Linked DNA regions of Homo sapiens: region 1 is linked to region 2. A link is a contact called in ENCODE Hi-C or POLR2A ChIA-PET data. All regions are on one chromosome and are shown on one strand. Each heading gives the region's core, a stretch centred on a gene start or an enhancer-like site at or near the end of the contact. The rest is flanking DNA. Distances are from core to core; before and after follow the strand shown. Region 1 has its middle 29 kb from the start of EZH2. Region 2 holds the start of GHET1 (gastric carcinoma proliferation enhancing transcript 1).

Region 1 (3,632 bases), core at 171-2,670, 74 kb before region 2:
GGAGTGACACTGCCATGCTTTGATAATTCCACACCACAGAGAGGCCATGAGCTGGTCCACACCCTAGCTGAGCCCCCAGCCAGTGACGGCATCAACTGCAGCCATGTGAGTGCATCATCTTGGATGCAGCCCTGTTGAGCCTTCAGGTGATGCCAGCTCCAGCCACTCTCTGCAGTACCCTGAGTGAGAAGGACTCCAGTGAGCCCAGTCAACCCAACAGAGACATGAGAGGTGTATTTGTTTGCTGGAGCTGCTATAACAAGGTATCACGCTGTGTGGCTTAAAACAGCACGATTTCATTGTGTTACAGTTCTAAAGGCTAACAGTCTAAAATCAAGGTGTTGGCAGGACCATGCTCTTTCTGAGGGCTCTAGGGGAGGACCCTTTTTTCGTCTGTTGCAGCTTCTGGTAGCCCCGGGCATTCCCTAGTTTGTGGCAGCATCACTCCAATCTCTGCCTCAATCTTCATGTGGCCGTCTTCTCCCTGTGTCCAAATTTCCCTCTTCTTATAATGACATCAGTCATACTGGATTAGCACCCCCACCCCCCAATGACTTCATCTTAATTTGATTACATCACAAAGACCCTATTTCCAAATAAGGTCCCCTTCACAGATACAGTAGTGGAGGTCAGGGCCTCAACATGTCGTTTTGGGGGATACAATTCAATCTATAATGAGAGATCATGGTATAATGAATTGTTGTCTCTCCATTTTGGAGAAGTTCATGATGTAACAGAAGAAGCCAGTACACTGGCTGACATTCCTCCAGTGCATACCTGGTCATGCCAGGGACACAAGCTGGATGTCTAAGGGTGCTTAAATCATAGCTGCCAGTCTATGATTTAAAAGTGCAGGTTACTGAAACATATTGCTCAGAAGTTTGCGTGACTTGGTTTTCATATAGAGTTGTGTGTTGTTTTTTTTTTATAAGGTGTTCTGTTCATTAATCTCTGTGTAATTTTTTTTTTAATTCAAGATCTTTACTCTAAACCTGTTCTCTATAAAGAGCAATGGCCGGGAGTCAGAGGATGTGTGTCTGTCCCTGACTAACTGCATGATCTCAGGCAAATCCAAGTCTCTCTCGGGATTAGCTTCGTTCATTCAGCACCTTTTTACTAGAATCCTGAAATACGTTTGAGGTGAAACGGGATTTAGGGGTTCATACAGCCCAGCCCCTAACTTTACAGATCAGGAAGCTGAGCCCTGGGGAAGTTAAGGGGCCTGCCTGGTCCTCAACCGGTTGTATTCTGATAGTATTCACCTGTAAAATGTGTTTGGAACACAGTTTCTCAAAGGTTCTTTCCAATTGTTAAACTGAATTTGATTCTTAAACTGTGGATCTGTATTTTACCCATTTCAAATTAAAAGAAAGATACTACATTCGATTCAGCTGAATGCATTTCTGAGGCTCAGAAATTATGACTGCAAAATCATGTCACCACAATTTCCTTTACTTTGATGCTTATGAATTAGGAAGCCAGTGAATAGAAAGTTTCATCAAACCATCAAAAGCTAAAATGATTTATTTCTGTACTTTCAGTGTTCATGACTTTGAAGGTTCTGTTTTTACTAATCTTAGCAATGTCTTCATACTTTTAAAAGCCCCCAAAATACCTGGTTATGGCAAAGTTGAGTCACAGGGCTCATGTGCAATAAAGCTCAGCCCTGGAAAGTGTACCCATGCCTGGTTTAATAGCAAAAGGTAATATGAGACTAACATACCAAAAAAGGGTGAGTGTTCACTCGTAAGTCATCTCCTGTGAAATAGGAAGAAATCTTAAATGTCGTTTGGATATGTGTTGGGGTTGTTTCTTTGAAACATACATCTGATTCGTTCTCCAATTATGCCTGGTCCCAGAGTCTAAGGCTTTAACAATCTGCAGGAACATTTATGTGAATGAATTGCTTTTAGAAATGAAAGGCACATTGTATAAGATATAAGATAGTGACATAAGCATGTGCGGGGTAAAAAGACATTTTTATAGTGTATCATGGGAAGTCTTGGATAACTGGGATTAACATGCAGGGTTTAAGACCGTTATGTTCTGCCATGGTAGCAAAACCTGATAATACGAATTAAAATGAACAATCGTAAAATGCAAACATGTTTGCCACATAATCAGGGCGTAAGATCAATCATGTTGGCTCTGCTTGTTGAGTATCTGTGTCAGGAGCCCACATGGAAACAGAAAGGAATGATTCTTTGTTCCTGGGCAGAGGAATAGCTTCTGCCACTCTGTTCCCAAATCTTTGTTAAATTATTTGTTGATGGTTCATCTCCTCGTCTAGGCTGTGAGTGTCTGTGGGAGAGAAACTGTCTTAATTCTCTTCATTATCAGGGCCTGCCTGCACCTTGTGTACTAAAGGTGGCCAAGAGCCATATCTCCAGGCCCTGCCTGGCAGCAGAAGCAGTGGCGGGACTGCGATGGGAGAGGTGGCTGCAATCCTGGGGGGCTTGAGACAGACAGATTCTGCCCCCAGAAAGCTACCGGTAGTTAACAGGTGTGTTCTGTAGCCATACCTCTCCCCACCCAGCCCTGTCTTCGGTGCAATGCCGTTCATGCCTCGGTGCTGTCCAGGGAAGCTCTGGCCTCAGTGGCTGCAAGTCCTCAGCTTCCCGCAGCCTCCCCCGCAGCACCTGCTGCGGACTCAGACAAACCAAGAGCACTGAGTTTTCGGAGATTGAGAGCATGACTCACACATTCCAATTATGACACAGAGGGAAGTATTCTCAAGAAAGAGAGCTAGGGAAGTAAAGACTTTATTGGGCCCCTGTTTGGGCACACTACCATGTGGCCCCCTCTGGTGCCACCTGCCAAGGGCCTTTCCCCGCTGATGGGAGGGTCTGCCCCTGGCCTTGCCCAGGCATTTCTGCACCTCCTCCACTGAGGCCAGCATTCCAGCTGGGCCCACAGCCACCCTTCACCCCTCTCCCAGTTCCTAGAACAGGAACACGCTGTTGTGGTTCCCTGCAGCAAGTCAGGTGCCAGGTGCATGGGCCCCACTGCTCCGGGTCTGGACAGGAAGGCAAGGACCAGCTGGACAGTTACTTTTTAAGGTGAAGGTGGAATTTGTTGGGTGACATCCCCCCAGTAGTTCCTGCCAATGCCTGAGCTGACTGCACTGTGGCTACCTTATAACTCAGACTAGAAGCTCCTTTGTGAATCGTCTTTTCCCCTCCTCCCTGATCATTTTTATTTAATACCCGTGAACAAATGGGAGCCTAGTTCTGCTTTTCTTTTTTTTTTTTTTCTTTTTTTTTTTGAGATGGAGTCTGGAGTGCAGTGGTGCAACCTTGGCTCATTACAACCTCCGCGTCCCGGGTTCAAGCAATTCTCCTGCCTCAGCCTCCCAAATGGCAGGGACTACAGGTGCCTGTCACCATGCCCCACTAATTTTTGTATTTTTAGTAGAGATGGGATTTCACCATGTTGGCCAGGCTGGTCTTGAACTCCTGACCTCAGGTGATCCACCCACCTCAGCCTCCCAAAGTGCTGGAATTACAGATGTGAGCCACCATGCCCAGCCTGCCACTGCTTTATATTAAGGGCATCTAGTAGGGGCCCAGTCAATATCAGTGAAACCAACGAAGCGATTCCTAACATTTGCATCACACTTTCCACTTTACAAA
Region 2 (3,447 bases), core at 92-2,591:
CAGCTGCGTGGCTTTCTAAAGGCTACATAAGAACCTAAGGGCTGAACCAGGATTAGAAAGTGGCTCTGGTGCCTCACGTGGTGAGCATCCCGCAATGTACTCTGCCCTCTTCCGCCTTCTCTATTTTCAAACTCTTGGACTTGGTTTGTCTTCCTCCAAAATACTTTCTCTCTGAAAATGTTCACATCTCTTAGCTTCAAAACTTAACTGGATTGTCGACTTTGAAATGCCTCTTAATTTTGTCCATTGAGTGTTGTATCATCAAATACCAGTCCTTAATCCTACTGATATTAAAACATTAAAAAAATCCTGGCCGTGCGCGGTGGCTCACGCCTGTAATCCCAGCACTTTGGGAGGTTGAGGCAGGAGGATCACTTGAGGTTAGGAGTTCAAGACCAGCCTGGCCAACATGGCGAAACTTCGGTCTTTACAAAAATAGAAAAATTAGCCAGGCGTGGTGGCGCGCGCCTATAGTCCCAGCTACTCAGGAGGCTAAGGCAAGATAATCGCTTGGACCCACGAGGCGGAGGTTGCAGTGAGCCGAGATCACACCACTGCACTCCAGCCTGGGTGACAGAGACTCCAGCCTGTCTCAAAAAAAAAAAAAAAAAAAAAAAAAAAGAAAGAAAAGAAAAGAAAAAGTACAAGAAAAAGAAAAACCCCTATTCACCCTCATCCCATTTCCTGTCTTTGATCTCTTAGGACATACTATACCATCTTTACCAATAATTGGTCCGTAGTATCTATTACTATTTATTTGATTTTTGTTTTCTTTTTCCTTCTTGTCTGTGATGGGTTTTCCCAAATTTACTGTTTGTTTCTGGAAGAAAAGAATAGTACTTCGTTTTCCCCCTGTATTCCATGCTTTATTTAATGATGCTGACTTTCAACATTTTAAAATTGAGATGAAAACAAGAAACGAGGGATGCCAGGAGAGTGGAAACTCTCGTAAAAGACTAGTCAAGTGCAGTAGTGAGAAGGGGGGAAAGAGTAGAACAAGGAGTTCGATCTGTAACTGACTGTGAACAATCAATTGAGATAACTCACTACCTTCGGACCAGCCAATAAGTCCTCCTACTGTTTGAACTATTTAAAGCCCCCAAATTTGTTCATTTTCCCCTTACAGTGATATTCTGGTTTCAGTTTACTGATGACTATATTTACAATATTAATGATATATATATACTCTAAGAATTCCCTGGCACATCTATTTATCAATAGCTGGAAAAACGTACTGAATAACAAGAATCAGACGTGTTGCTAAGCATCCTGGGAAAGAGATATGCAAAATTAGCATTTCGTCATCAGGGCGTCTTTCCCCCGGTTTGTCTTGAGTGGCTCAGCCACCGCAAGGTACCAGAGAGCCGCCCAATCTGCGCTGGCCTCCTTTATCTGTTTGCTGTGTGACCCTCCGGACAGCTCTGTGGGACCTGGAGGAAACTGTGAGCCCTACAGATAAAGTCTGTGCTTCCAGCGTCGGTAAATCCCAGCAAGCGCCACTACCTGGAGGCTGACACTTTCCCATCTTGGCAGTCAGCTCCCTACAGAGGTGCTTCTCCCACTGCCCAAGATCCCTGCCTCCTCCTTAAACCCCAACTGATAGAACAGAAACCACCACCTAAGGAACGTGAAGGGGAAGCATCTGAAACACCAGAAGATCTTGGATTGTTCCTGAGGACTTCAGAATCTACAGGGACAAAAGGCAGAAGCAGGAAGTCCGAAGTAAAGATGACTAAGAAAAGGCGGGTGGAAAAGATTTCTGTGAAAGTGTCAGAGGCAAAGCTCTGAAAGACCTGAAACTCATGCCGAAAGCAAAGAACAGCAAAAAGACAGTAGGGATGTGTCTGGAGCAACAAGGATCGGGCTGTTCCTGGGGCAGCCGAATTCACAGCTCTGTTTTACTCCTAATGGAGGATCTTCCTGCTGCAGCGGCGAGTAGACCTTACTGTAAAGGTGCAGGCAAGGGGAGGGGAAGGGCAGGCAGCTGCCCATTGGAGTTCACATCTCCAAGCCTGAGAAAATGTGTTCCTGGATGCCCCAAGCCAATGGAAAAGCAGAATCATTGACTATGTTTGACTCCTTCTGGTACCTAGCACAGTATCTGGGACACAGCAGGTGCTATGTAAATGTGTTGAGTGAATGAATGAATGAATGCCATTGAGGAGAATGAATAACCCCAGAAAACTAGACATGGGTAGATGTTGTCCTAATTTCAAAAGAGGGGAAAATGAGAGTGAGAGTTTCATAAATGACAATCTCTAAACGATGTTGCTCTCTAGCAAAATTCTAGAATGGATTATTTTAAGAACAAAGCAGGTAAACATTGGCAGCCAACTTGAAATTAATAAGAAAAAGGTGTGCGCCAGAATAGTTTTATTTCCTTTTGTTTTTCATTGTACAGCTTGATTTGACTAAGTTGTTTATACCTTTCACTCTGCCTTTGCATGCACTGGGGGTGATCTAGTCTACTATGTGGACTGGAAGTCCACCCAGTGGCCAGGCTCAGAGGCAGGGAAGGGGGGTTGGTGCCATTCTGGGAGAGGAGGTTTCTGGGGCTGTTTCTCAGCCAGATCCTGTCTCATCTGTTTCCAACAACCCCACAAATGAAGACACTGAAGCTGACTAATCAAATTGACTGATGCCCCAATAGGTGTCATGATATGCAGTGAGAATCCGGCAGGCATTAGAGATGAACAGCACGGGCTGCAGCCACATTATCTCAGCTTGAGTCCTAGTTTTCACCAGCTACTAGCTAGCTATCTCTGGTCAAGTCACTTACCTTGCTTGAGCCTCAGTTTCTCCATCTAGAAAATGGTCATAATCGAAGTATCTATCTTATAGGGTGTTGGGAAGATTAACTGAGAAGCCACATAGAGTTTACTGGCACATTAAAAAAAGAAACTATAAGAATGTTAGCTGTCCTTTTGCACGGCAAAAGGAACAGTAAGCAGAGTAAACAGACAACCCACAGAGTGGGAGAAAATCTTCCCAATCTATACATCCGACAAAGGACTAACATCCAGAATCTACGAGGAACTCAAATTAGCAAGAAAAAAACAATCCCATCAAAAACTGGCCTAAGGACATGAATAGACAATTCTCAAAAGAAGATATACAAATGGCCAACAAACATATGAAAAAGTGCTCAATATCACTAATGATCAGGGAAATGCAAATCAAAACCACAATGCAATACCACATTACTCCTGCAAGAATGGCCATAATAAAAAAAAAATCAAAAAAATAATAGATGTTGGTGTTGATATGGTGAAAAGCGAACACTTCTACACTGCTGGTGGGAATGTAAAGTAGTACAACCACTATGGAAAACAGTGTGGAGATTCCTTAAAGAACTAAAAGTAGATCTACCATTTGATCCAGCAATCCCACTACTGGATATCTACCCAGAGGGGAAAAAAAAAGTCATTATATGAAAAAGATGCTTGC

Evidence for each region. Hi-C counts contacts between places; a loop is a spot of excess contacts on that map. ChIA-PET counts read pairs that join two places held with the same protein, here RNA polymerase II (POLR2A). Pooled maps may share reads with other maps.
Region 1: a loop to region 2 is called in a pooled map, with 3 times the contacts of the local background. The contact joins the enhancer-like site here to the promoter of GHET1 in region 2. A Hi-C loop is called at or near these places in 3 of 37 single-sample maps with no recorded cell type and 11 of 50 pooled maps. POLR2A ChIA-PET finds 5 or more read pairs at or near these places in 6 of 52 experiments (OCI-LY7, activated CD4-positive, alpha-beta memory T cell, activated CD8-positive, alpha-beta T cell and 2 more).

The regions. Positions count from the first base shown.
Region 1 is chr7:148,911,776-148,915,407 of GRCh38, forward strand. No RefSeq gene overlaps it. Among named protein-coding and RNA genes, the nearest start is that of EZH2, 29 kb to the left of the region's middle. Within about 2 kb of position 1,421, at least 4 of the 41 ENCODE cell types and tissues checked have a DNase peak (open chromatin) inside an H3K27ac peak, as active enhancers do.
Region 2 is chr7:148,986,186-148,989,632 of GRCh38, forward strand. GHET1 (gastric carcinoma proliferation enhancing transcript 1) reads left to right here and starts at 1,342. Exons shown (of 1, transcript NR_130107.1): 1 at 1,342-3,244. It also overlaps RNY1. RefSeq lists a silencer at 989-1,058 and enhancers at 1,201-1,701, 1,269-1,318, 1,639-1,688.